Regions from separate parts of the Homo sapiens genome. Here regions 2 and 3 are each linked to region 1. Evidence: read pairs that join two places in POLR2A ChIA-PET (ENCODE). Cell type or tissue: GM12878. All regions are shown on one strand.

Evidence for each region. Peaks named below come from ENCODE experiments on the same cell type or tissue, not always from the same donor. Only the 100,000 strongest peaks of a DNase experiment are listed, where the experiment ranks them.
Region 2: POLR2A ChIA-PET joins it to region 1 with 12 read pairs; 8 of 35 experiments call an interaction of 5 or more read pairs at or near these places.
Region 3: POLR2A ChIA-PET joins it to region 1 with 10 read pairs; 10 of 35 experiments call an interaction of 5 or more read pairs at or near these places.

The regions. Positions count from the first base shown.
Region 1 is chr6:16,412,991-16,415,490 of GRCh38, reverse strand. The region is part of intron 6 of ATXN1 (ataxin 1); the gene reads left to right. Among named protein-coding and RNA genes, the nearest start is that of GMPR, 180 kb to the right of the region's middle. RefSeq lists an enhancer at 1,188-1,377. In GM12878, no CTCF peak of the experiment used is centred here; DNase peaks (open chromatin) are centred at 1,014, 1,219 and 1,944; H3K4me3 peaks cover 1,782 bases; H3K27ac peaks cover 2,500 bases.
Region 2 is chr6:16,493,810-16,496,309 of GRCh38, reverse strand. All of the region lies in intron 5 of ATXN1 (ataxin 1), which reads left to right. Among named protein-coding and RNA genes, the nearest start is that of GMPR, 260 kb to the right of the region's middle. RefSeq lists an enhancer at 2,223-2,282. In GM12878, no CTCF peak of the experiment used is centred here; a DNase peak (open chromatin) is centred at 1,319; H3K4me3 peaks cover 537 bases; H3K27ac peaks cover 2,500 bases.
Region 3 is chr6:16,469,988-16,472,487 of GRCh38, reverse strand. The region is part of intron 6 of ATXN1 (ataxin 1); the gene reads left to right. Among named protein-coding and RNA genes, the nearest start is that of GMPR, 230 kb to the right of the region's middle. In GM12878, no CTCF peak of the experiment used is centred here; DNase peaks (open chromatin) are centred at 947 and 1,147; H3K4me3 peaks cover 927 bases; H3K27ac peaks cover 2,469 bases.

The DNA of each region.
Region 1 (2,500 bases):
TGGGAGGCCAAGGAGGGTGGAGCATCTGAGGTCAGGAGTTCGAGACCATCCTGGCCAACATGGCCAAACCCCATCTCTCCTAAAAATACAAAAAATTAGCCGGGCATGGTGGCAGGTGCCGTAGTTCCAGCTACTCGGGAGGCTGAGGCAGGAGAATCTCTTGAACCCAGGAGGCAGAGGTTGCAGTGAGCCGAGATCGCACCATTTCACTCCAGTCTGGGCGACAGAGTGAGACCCTGTCTCAAAAAAACCAAAAACAAACAAACAAAAAAACCACTTATTGTTTCACTGCCTAATATTAATTAATTGGCCAAATTTCTATTTTATTATATTCCATATATTTTAAAATAATTTCTTCTTCTGTTGTACAAACCAAGATAGAAGATAATTTGCCCAAGAACACAATTGGTAGGTATCCTAGCTAGGAAAGTGGGTGCTTCTGAAAATTATAAAAATGAAATGAGGTAATTTTCTGGGCCCTTGGTACAATGCCTGAGATGTCATATATACTCAGCTAATTATAAGTGACATTTTGTTCTAGAATCCAGTAGCTCAACTTTTAGTCCATTGTGCTGAACACAAATCTATAGATCCTTAAATTGTATACTTTTATTAATTTAATTTTAAAGAGCCAGAAAAATTGACTACATTGGAAACATTCCAGTCCACCAACATATTGAGTAGAAAGAAGGACAAAGGCCATATTCTCTTTCAGATGCTACAAATTGTGTATATTTTCAGTAAGCTGTGTCTGCTTAAGGAGGCATTACTGCATTCGGATAGATAAACTCAAATAAAAAGGCCTGAGTGAAGAGGCTCTACTGGGTTTAGCGTTTTTTTGTTGTTGTTGTTCAGTTTTGCATGTGTGTTTTTAAATCAGTTTATGGTTCATAAGCTGATGAAGCAGTGAGTACAAGTTTGAACTATGAGAAGCAGGTTTGAATAAGTCTAGACATTTGGTTATCTTCTGTCTAGCATTCATTTGTGTCGTGGGCGTCACACTCTGGGGATTAGTGTTTCATTATGCAGAAGCTGTTTTATCTTTAGCTTTCTTATAATAGCTTAAAGTGAATTCTGAGTGGAGAGAGAATGAAGGCCAGGCCTTAGTAACTGCAAGAATCATACCAAAATGGGTTGGATGGGTTTTAACAGTGACCGATAAGCATTACGACCTCACTCTCTGATAGTTCAGTTGGCTCGATGCTGTCTCATCACCTCATTTAGGGTACAATATGCTGAGGAACTGACCAAAGGTCCCTGAACAGTGAGAGATAGGGAAGAGCAGAAATCCGTTCCTGTACCAAGTGTCTAACACTTAATATAGGTGAGAGCTGGCGTGAGATTATCTGTGCTGTGGAAAAATGAGGACCTATCGATACCTCTAAGTATATAATCACTGCCGTGTCACATTTTAATTAGCTCCTTGAGGCTATAGAAAGAAGTTCGCTTCTTATCCTCCAAATTAAGCATCACTTTTACAAACAATCAATGTTCCATTTTCAAAACCCCAAGTAGAGCAATGTTTGATTTTCCTTACTTTCCAGCTTTGAGAATGTTTCATTTTTAGAAATATGTTATAGGAATGTAAAGTAACTCTTGTTTCCCCAAATAACCACCTCCTTATTATCTGTTCCCCTAAGCTGAATCCTTTCAAAGGAAATTTTGTCTTCAGGCTAAGTTTAGTGGCTGATGGAAATCAAAATTATATCAGGTGGGCCATTGCGTCAGTAAAAAAGCCCAGACCACCACCACACAGGATTTTTCTCCAGACACCCAAACATCATGTCACAAAGCTCAAAAAAGTAGTGATTAACATGCAGTGCTTTCAGGAGGCCCACATTGCCGATTCAGTCCCAGTATGGGCTCGTCAGTTTCACTTTCATTCATTCATTTATTTATTTATTCCCCCACCCATTGATTCACATTCACTCATCCATTCATTAAACATTTGCTGCACACAATATCACTGTTAGACAGACTTTCAGAAATGATTGGGTTCCTGTATTACAGACATGAGCCCACGGCACAAAGGTCAAACTAAGAGTAAGATGGATGTTTATAGCACAAGCCTATAACAAAAAGAATGGGTCCCGAGCCGCATCTTCTTCCAAATGCACAAACTATATTTGTACCTTAAAAAAAAAACAAAAACAGTGTTTCCTTTTGAGAGGCAGCATGGTATATGGGAAGAACACGGATTTAAGAACTAGACAGGCCTGGGTTTGAATTCTGCATCCATAATGTGCTAACTGTATCATTTCGAGGAAGTTCTTTTGAGTTTCAGTTTGTCTTTAAATAGAGTCATCATTTCTACTTTGTAGGGTTGTGTGAGGATTAAATATAAAATATGCAGCATAATGACTGGCACATTTAAACGAAGTGCTCAGCAAGTGCTATTTCCCTTCCCCTTTCTTCATTTCTAACATAGTTTGGGAATGGTTTAGGATGACTCTTTTTCTTCTTGTGAATAGATAGAGACCTCATCACCCTAACACTAGAA
Region 2 (2,500 bases), 81 kb before region 1:
GCCAAGTGGCATTTCTGCTACATGGTATTCACAGTTAAGACCATTGAAATCCCAGTTTTAAGCTAGAATGCTTTTATGAAGCCTCCTCCAAAAAAAGAGAAGTTTTCAATAGCACCTTTGTCTTGCAATACTTTGTTCTGATTGAGTCAGAAAATTGTAATATTTAAACAAGGAGGCAGTTACTCGGAATAGTATTAAAAAAGGAGTTTAAAGTATGGAGTTGTTGTATCTGTTGGCTTTTAATTTAGTAAAACAAGTAGACCAAAAAGAAAATGAGTGCTGTTGACGTAATATTATTATGGAAAGTTCTGTGGGGGCAAACATTATGCAAAAGTAGTTAAATCTGGCACTGATTTTGAATTTCAGAAAATAATTCTGTTGTTTTTGAGCTTTGAATGGCTTTTACTAATATACCAATAATAACTTTTTTTTTTTTTTTGAGAGAGAGAGAGAGAGTCTCACTCTGTCACCCAGGCTAGAGTGCAGTGGCATGATCTCGGCTCACTGCAACCTCCGCTTCCTGGGTTCAAGTGATTCTCCTGCCTCAGCCTCGTGAGTAGCTGGGACTACAGGCGCCTGCCACCATACCTGGCTCATTTTTGTATTTTTAGTAGAGACAGGGTTTCACCATGTTGGCCAGGCTGGTCTTGAACTCCTGACCTCAAATGATCCACCTGCCTTGGCCTCCCAAAGTACAGGGATTATAGGCGTAAGCCACCACGCCTAGCCCCAATACTAATTTTTTAAAGCATGATTTGATGTCCCAGCTGTAGCCATGCAATTTTGCATGGTAGTAGTTCATAAAAAGAAAAGGAAGTTGTGGCTTTGATAGGATGCTTCCAAGGTCGTGTTTTTAATACTTTTGGTAAATTCTGTTACTTGTGTCTGTTCAAAAGGACAGAGGTTGGGAGATGCATATGTGGATTCTGTCTCTTCATTTTATCTTCACTCCCCGTTTGGTACTTTGTGAAGTCAGGCCAAATAAAATAGTTGAAGATACTATCATATAACTCTCAATATTATGGCAAAAAGAGAATGAGAGGAAAATATTTAGCTATTTCTTTTTTAGGATTTTTACTAATTGTGTTATTAAAAAGGAGCAAATAGAGCAGGAACTGAAACAGACTTAAAGTCAGAGGACTGGACTGCACACATTAGCATCTTGCAGACCTTAGCTGCTCATGATTTATAAATGCTTCAGAAATTATCAAAGCATGAGGCACAGGCTGTGTTTCAGCCTTCCCCATTTTCACCAAGCACTTCTGCAACACCTAAACACTGACCTTTTCAAGCAGGCATGAATAAAACTCTCCTCTGGGCAGAAGGTGCGTGATGACTCATGGCAACCAGAAAGGGGATGTGTAACTCGGGATGTGGAGTCTCTGGGCTTCTAGACCCAGACCTCCCTGTCTTCTGGCCCACTGTTCTTTCTGTTGTGCTACAGCAATACCTGAAGGACCTGCGTGTTGAACAAATAAGGCCAGGAATAAGTTGTCAATAGGAGCACATGACATCTTGTCTTTAAAATACTAATTTCCTGAGACGTCGTTCTACAGCTGCTCAGCACAGATTGGGTATTTATCATCTATATGTTCAACTTACATTTTATTTTCATTTTATTCTTGATATGCAGACATACTTTTCTCCAATGTATAATTATATTTCATAGCAAACTTTGCACTACGTCCATAAGGAGATGTAACCTGCATACAAATACACACAGCAGCAGTCTCTGTATGAATAAATCCTTACCTTTATGTGATAAGCCATGCTAATGATAAGAAGCAGTGACATGGATCAACATGAAATATAATTTTTTTAAAAAACCTTTGAGGATAGACATTTTTCCAGCATATTTATCTCTGATAATGTGTTCTTTAGGCCGGTACTAATTTTGGATTTTATTCCTTGAACACAAACCAGTTAATATACACAGAGAATATTCTGAGTGCATGCTAGGTATCCAAGGACTGCCAGTTTGTAAGAAATTTTACAATGGATAACTCCCATAAATGATCAAATGTTGACTGAACAGGGAACGCATGATATTGTGAATAAATCATATTCTTCAGAATACCTTGAGTTTTGGCCTACCTCCCACGCTGACCTCCCTCCAACTCTTCTTGAGGTCTAACTGGACTCTCAGTCCAGCCCTGCACTGGAGATGCCTCTCAGTCCAGCCCTGCACTGGAGATGCCTCTCAGTCCAGCCCTGCACTGGAGATGCCTCTCCATGGGAAAGGGGTGTTTTTGGCCCAGTTTGCCTGCCACTTAAGCTCCTTGGTGGGCAGGGTGGAGACAGGGCTCTGCACCCTGCTGGGCTGAGTGTGCTCATTCAGAGGAAGCATTTCTGAACTCTGCAATTGCCAGCAGCCCTGGCAGCTTCTCTTTATTCCTCAGAAAGGAAATACAAAGAGTTACCTTTAGTTCTGAGTTGGAAAAAGAGGCTGTTGTGGAACATTTCATTGAGGGACTGCACAGTTTCCTTAGAGACTTATGTG
Region 3 (2,500 bases), 57 kb before region 1:
ATCATTGCATAAACACTGACTCATTGCATTCTATACTGAAAGGAAGATATGGTTTGCTGTGTTCAATCTGGTCTGGCTTCCAGAACACAGTATAGAACAAGTGCCAGAAGAAGGGATGAGCTCAGCTTTATAGGTGACTGGAGAGATACCCAATTCCATGTTTTGTGCTGTACAAACACATGACCTTACATGAAGTTTTGCATAAAATATTGAAACAATACATTTCTCTTTATAAATATGTATGTAATCTGTTCTAGAGTGTATGGAGTAGACAGTAAAAAAAAATAGAATCTTCTTATTTTTGGAAGTGGGGTGAAGACGCAGGTGTGCATATGCTGCCACCTGCGTGTTATTTCACTGAGTTTTGTCAGGTTCTTTTCTTACTCATCTGCACTTTGTATGTTACCTTAAGCGCTGTAACCATTCTAAGCTGCCAGGGACATGGGTATGCAATCAAAGTCAACACTGTGATTAAAACCACCTCCTGTTGTTTACCTTTTTAGAAATTTTAATAATACAGTCAAGTCTGAAAGAGCAGAACTTTTCTCAAAGCTACACACTTGGTTGCCTCTTCTTGATTAATGCATGGGGGTGGTCACTGTAACCTAAGGTCTGACAGATGGTGCGGAGATTGATGAAGTTAAGGCCTGTTAGGTATTCCGAGTGTCTTATAAAGAAAAATAGGCTACCTTAATTCAAATTGTTGTTGCTCTTCCAACCTTCTCTTATGTAAACTCCCTGTATATTACAATGACAGACTCTCTCTCTTTCTGTCTCACACACACACACACACACACACGCATGCATGCACACATACGCACACTCCTGACATGCTCTACTGAAAGCTGCCCAGCTACAGAGAGGTGCGAATCTAATCCAGGGCACATGGCTGCTTTGCATTTCACTGGCTGTCTAGTGTCACTCTATGATATAGGCATAAGGTCATGACTGTGAGCTATCATTGTCACTTATCTTAATATTAAAACCCCTCTGATCCAATCTGTCTGCCTTATCTATTACATCATTCACATATCTAGATTCTTCAAACTTAACTACTCATTGCAGCAAACTCAGGAATGCCGAGCTCTAAGGCATCTCCATTTACTTCGTTCATCTCAATCTCAAATTACTAACCATAGTTCAGTTTCAGGATGACACTGAAAATTCAAAATTACTTCCTGTGATTAACTTACATTGTGATGGTTGGGAATTATTTCGCAGAAGACCTGTTCATCTTCTGATGAAGCCCTTTTCAAGTTTTGAATTGTGTGTGTGTGTGTGTGTGTGTGTGTGTGTTTTAATTGCCAGAAGTCTTTCAGATAGCAGGGAGATTATTGGAATGAGAAAGCAAAGCTTGTATGAAAACTTGTGGCAAAAGGTCATCTGTGCTGTGGGGGAAATTTCAAAGTAGGCGCAGTTTGTTTCCAGTGGTTCCTGCCTGTCCTTTCAGTGGCTGGTCACTCTCTGTTCCCTTTCCAGACGAATCTTTCCCCTCTTCCAAATGCCTCACATCAGTCTAGGTACCTTGGTTGGCCTGTGGAGAAAAACAGTCTTGTTGAGACACTCACATTAAGCTGATAGAGACCTTGGCTAGGATAATTGCATTTTTCAAAGGCTAAGGGTTGGAAGGATTTAATTTTTCTCTTAATTATTTTTTATAGAGATGAAGTCTCACTATGTTGCCCAGGCTGGACTCACACTCCCTGGCCTCAAGTGATCCTCCTGTCTTGACCTCCCAAAGTGCTGAAATTACAAGCATGGCCTGAATTTTTTTAATGGTGATTTCAGCTGATCCCAGGGGAGATCTTTTGGGTGTCATTTTTCAAACAGATTAGGAAGCAAGCAGCTGTCTACCTAATCAGTCTAAACTACCCATTCTGACTTCTGTCCAATAACTTTCCATATAAAATAGCTAACATAATAATAATCAGATAACTTTGCATGTAAGTTTCAAAGCTATGGTATAGTTCACCAACATAATTTTCCAGTTTTTTTTATTATAGTAAAGTACACATAACATAAAATTTACTGTCTTAGCCATTTTTAAGTGTATAGTTGTACATTCATATTGATGTGAAGCCATCTCCATTGTCTTGTCTTCACACCTCTTTTTTTCTGGCAAAACTGAATCTAGACCCATAAAATACTAATGCTCTACCCTCCACCCTAGCCCCCGGCAGCCACCATTCTACTTGCTGTCTATTATTTTGACTACTGTAAGTGGCTCATATAAGTGGAATCATGTAGTATTTGTCCTTTTGTGCCTGGCTCATTTCACTGAGCATAATGTCCTTCAGGTCTGTCTGTGCTATAGCATGTCAGAATTTCCTTCCTTTTTAGACTGAATAATATTCTGTTGTATGTGTAGACCACATTTAGCTTATCCTTCATCTATCAGTGGGCACTTGGGTTGCTTCCACCTTTAGTTTATTGTTAATAATGCTGCTATGGATATGAGTGTGCAAATATCTCTTTGAAACTCTTTGAAACCATTCATCAA